Linked DNA regions of Homo sapiens: region 2 is linked to region 1. Evidence: read pairs that join two places in POLR2A ChIA-PET (ENCODE). Cell type or tissue: MCF 10A. All regions are shown on one strand.

Evidence for each region. Peaks named below come from ENCODE experiments on the same cell type or tissue, not always from the same donor. Only the 100,000 strongest peaks of a DNase experiment are listed, where the experiment ranks them.
Region 2: POLR2A ChIA-PET joins it to region 1 with 5 read pairs; 3 of 35 experiments call an interaction of 5 or more read pairs at or near these places.

What each region holds. Positions count from the first base shown.
Region 1 is chr4:128,522,978-128,525,477 of GRCh38, reverse strand. No RefSeq gene overlaps it. Among named protein-coding and RNA genes, the nearest start is that of LINC03140, 46 kb to the left of the region's middle. In MCF 10A, no CTCF peak of the experiment used is centred here; a DNase peak (open chromatin) is centred at 977.
Region 2 is chr4:128,783,449-128,785,948 of GRCh38, reverse strand. No RefSeq gene overlaps it. Among named protein-coding and RNA genes, the nearest start is that of JADE1, 25 kb to the left of the region's middle. In MCF 10A, no CTCF peak of the experiment used is centred here; no DNase peak of the experiment used is centred here.

The DNA.
Region 1 (2,500 bases):
GGGAGATGACAAATACTTAAATTTTTTTTTTTTTTTTTTTTTTTTTTGAGACAAAGTCTCACTCTGTCACCCAGGCTGGAGTGCAGAGGGCAATCTCGGCTGACTGCAACCTTTGCCTCCAGGGTTCAAGTGATTCTCCTGCCTCAATCTCCTGAGTAGCTGGAATTACAGGCGTGCACCACCACACCCAGCTAATTTTTTGTATTTTTAGTAGAGATGGGGTTTTACCATGTTGGCCAGGCTGGTCTCAAACTCCTGACCTCAAGTGATCCTCCCGCCTTGGCCTCCCGAAGCGTTGAGATTACAGGCTTGAGCCACCGCACCCGGCAAATACTTAAAATATTAGGAAGCTTGATCACTTACAAGGAGCAGCTCATCTGGGAATACACTTCTCATTCACCCTAAATTCCAGAACTTCCCTCAGCCCTTAGGATCACGCTTAACTTGCCAGGCAGTGAAGTTACAAGGAGGGGGTGGTCGTGGGGTAGGGCCCATGGAACAGTCAGCCTGTGCAGGTGAAAAGGGGGTGACTTCAGAGGACTCTGCCACTCTATCACTCAGGTTCCCTAGAATGGCGGTCTCATGGGATATTGTCAAGTGAATGTTTCTTTTTTTTTTTTTGTAGGAAAAAGTTGACTCTTTAGGACAATGAAGTGATTCTAAATATGGTGAATGTACTTTTTCTTTTTCTTTTTTTTTTAAGTTGGAAGTCATCCTAGCAGTTAGTTGTTCTTTGAGATGGAAACTTTATCCTCATAATTTAATTTACTTGGACTGCACAGGAGTTTTCGAATTAAACATTGTCTCTAACAGTGTTACTAGTGAATTTACCATTATTTCAAGTTTAAAATGCAGCTTTGCCCACAGACAGCCAAGACAAACCCAGGACGGCCAGCTTTAGCCAGCCTGGGCCAGCCAAGGCCCTCCTTCTCCAGTCAGGAAGTAGATGCTGGAATGCCTATGCCTGGGTCACTGCGTTAGGTCCACCCATAACTCTTAAACAGGGCTGACTCAGCTGCTAGCAGGGCGAGGCCCTGAGTGGGTGCCAAGCAGACCTTGTTGTTCTCCTGCTTGTGCCCCGTTCTTTCTTTTTTTAAAAAATTTTCAACTTTTATTATAGATTAAGGGGTATGTTCCACGGGTATATTGCATGATGCTGAGGTTTGGGGTACAAATTAGCTGTCACCCATGTAGTGAGCATAGTACCTATCACAATACTTTTCAGCCCATGTCCTCTTCCCTCCCGCCTCATCTAGCAGTCTCCAGTGTCTACTGTTCCCATCTTTATGTCTATGTGTATTCAATGTCTAGCTTCCACTTATAAGCGAGAACATGTTATTTGGTTTTCTATTGTTGCACTAATTGGCTTAGAATAATGGCTTCCAGCTCCATCCATGTCACTGCAAAGAGCATGATTTCATTCTTTTTTATGGCTGTGCAGTATTCTATGGCATATATATATATATACCACATTTTCTTTATCTAATTCATGTTGATGGGCACCTAGGTTGATTCCATTTCTTTGCTATTTGTACTCCATTCTTAAGGCCATCCTGGCATTATCCTAGGCCAGGCTCCGCTTCACTTTTCTTTTATGGGACAACCAAGCAATCCAGTTGAGGAACCCCTTACATTTCTGACAAATAGGAGAAACTGGTAAACTGTCTGAACCAATTCCCATCAAGGCCACCCTGATGCAGAGCTGATTCTATCATGTTTGTGTGGTACAAAGGTAGATTTGGGCCAAAACATAGAATATAAGCTCTGTGAAAGTAGATGCTTGTGTGCATTTTATTCAGTTCTGTCTCCCGAGGCTCAGAACAACACCTGTCATATAATAGGAGCTGGACAAGTATTTGGTGGAGGTAGTGCTGATCCAGAGGGGATGATGAGAGTACAGACCAGAAGGAACCAGGGCTCGGCAACATGGGCCTGGGCCTCATGAGCTAGAAATGGAAGAAGGGTAGCTGAACCTGGTGGAATTCAACACTCATTGCGGGCTTTTAAAAAACCAGATCATCAAGGTAAATCCTACCTTATTAGTGTTTTTTCATTAATTCAGCAAACATTTATTGAGTACCTGTGTTGTACTAAGCACTGTCTAGCTGCGAGGCACACCACAATGAACAAGACAAAAATCCACGTCTGCAAGAAGTTTCCATTCTAGTAGGGAAGACAGGCAATAAACATGCAGGTATTTTGAAGAATTTTAAGTGTGAAGAAGAAAATAACCATTAAAACAGATAGATGCCGGGTGCGGCGGCTCACACCTGTAATCCCAGCACTTTGGGAGGCCGACATGGGCAGATCACCTGAGGTCAGGAGTTCGAGACCAGCCTGGCCAACATGGTGAAACCCTGTCTCTACTAAAAATACAAAAATTAGCCAGGAGCAGTGGTGTGAGCCTGTAATCCTAGCTACTCAGGAGGCTGAGGCAGGAGAATTGCTTGAATCCTGGAGGTGGAGGTTGCGGTGAGCCGAGATCACCCCACTGCAGTCC
Region 2 (2,500 bases), 260 kb before region 1:
GAGGTTGCAGTGAGCCGAGATTACGCCACTGCACTCCAGCCTGGGCAACACAGCAAGACTCTATCTAAAAAAAAAATAAAAACAGCTGGGTGCGGTGGCTCACATCTGTAATCCTAGCACTTTGGGAGGCTGAGGTGGGCAGATCACCCGAGGTTGGGAGTTCGAGAGCAGCTGACCAACAAGGAGAAACTGCGTCTCTACTAAAAATAGAAATTAGCTGGGCATCCTGGCACATGCCTGTAATCCCAGCTACTGGAGAGGCTGAGGCAGGAGAATCGTTTGAACCCGGGAGGCGGAGGTTGTGGTGAGCCGAGATCACGCCATTGCACTCCATCCAGCCTGGGCAACAGGAGTGAAATTTTGTCTCAAAAAAATAAATAAATAAAATAAAAACATACAGAATAGGCTGGGTGCGGTGGCTCAAGCCTGTAATCCCAACACTTTGGGAGGCTGAGGCAGGCGGATCACCTGAAGTGGATAGTTCGAGACCAGCCTGACCAACATGGAGAAACCTTGCCTCTACCAAAAAAATACAAAATTAGCCTGGCGTGGTGGTACATGCCTGTTATCCCAGCTATTCGGGAGGCTGAGGCAGAAGAATCACTTGAGCTCTGGAGGCGGAGTTTGTGGTGAGCCGAGATCGCGCCACTGCACTCCAGCCTGTGCAATGACACTGAAATTCTGTCTCAAAAAAATTTTTTTAAATAAATAAATAAATAAATAAATTTACTTAACCTACTTTAAGTATTTTATCTGCATTTGTAAACTTAAAGTAATTAATTTATTTTGTCAAGTACTTCAGTTGTATGACTGACAAAAATTCCTTTTCAAGTATTTATGTGATTCATATATATGCAATCGATTAATCTTAAAAATATGTTAATTTTAGGTTCTTTTAAATGTCTAATATTACATTTACATTTTGAAATATTTCCACTTAAAATCACAAATGTAAGTCAATTACTTAGATCATATGTTTTAAATAAGTACTACACGACTAATATATTTTTCTTTTTTCTTTTCTTTTTTTTTTTTTTTTTTTTTTTTTTTGAGAAGGAGTCTCGCTCTTTCGCGCAGGCGGGAGTGCAGTGGCGCGATCTCGGCTCACTGCAAGCTCCGCCTCCCGGGTTCACGCCATTCCGCCTCCCGGGTTCACGCCATTCTCCTGCCTCAGCCTCCAGAGTAGCTGGGACTCCAGGCGCCCGCCACCACTCCCGGCTAATGTTTTTTTGTTTTTTGTTTTGTTTTGTTTGTATTTTTAGTAGAGACGGGGTTTCACCGTGTTAGCCAGGATGTTCTCCATCCCCTGACCTGGTGATCCGCCCGCCTCTGCCTGCCGAAGTGCTGGGATTACAGGCGTGAGCCACCGTGCCCAGCATGTTTGATTTTCTTAATCATTTCTATATTTAATTGTCAACCTACCTAGGTTTAAAATACATATTGCTTTAAGCCGGGTGTGGTGGCTCACACCTGTCATCCCAGCACTTTGAGAGGCCAAGGTGGGCGGATCACCTGAGGTCAGGAGTTCGAGACCAGCTTGGCCAACATGGTGAAACCCCATCTCTACTAAAAATACAAAAATTAGCCAGGCATGGTGGTGCGTGCCTGTAATCCCAGCTACTCAGGAGGCTGAGGCAGGAGAATCCCTTGAACCTGGAAGGCGGAGGTTGCAGTGAGCTCAGATCGCACCAGGGCACTCCAACCTGGGTGACAGAGTGAGATCTGTCTCAAAAAACAAACAAATAAAATAAAATAAAATAAAACACTTATTGCTTTAAAAAACAAAAGATTTTTCTCAAATTCTTTTGAATATACCTTCCAAAGCTGGTATTGCACGAAGTCTAGAGCCACATATTTCTACGGGGGCCAAATGCGGTAACTGACACGTGTAATCCCAGCACTTTGGGAGGCCAAGGTGGGAGGATCACTTGAGTCCAGGAGTTTGAGACCACCCTGGACAACATAGGGAGACCCCATCTCTACAAAAATTAAAAATTAGCTGGATGTGGTAGTGCTCGCCTGAGATCCCAGCTATGTGGGAGACTAAGGTTGGAGGATCACTTGAGCCCAGGAGGTTAAACCTGCAGTGAGCACAGCACCTTAGCTTGGACCATAGAGGAAGACCTCGTCTCAAAACAAACAAACATAAACAAATACCTAGGGAATTCTGTTCATAACACCACTACCAGGAGATGAGTTCCTTTTACTCTTAATATGACATGAACTTTAGAACTTAAAAAGGAGTTGTAGCCAGCCTCCAAAATAACCCCCAGAGATTCTCTCACACCTCATAGTCACTCCCTTGGGTGGATACTTCCACTCTGAACAGGGCTGACCTGGAAAATCAATAAGACAGTGTGGAAATGATGTAGAGTGACTTCTGAAGCTAGGTCATCAAAAACATTTCTACTTCTACCTTGCATGCTCTTGGATCATTTGCTCTGGACGAAGCCAGCTACTCATGCACTCCTGTGGAGCAGTCATGTAGTGAGGAACTGAG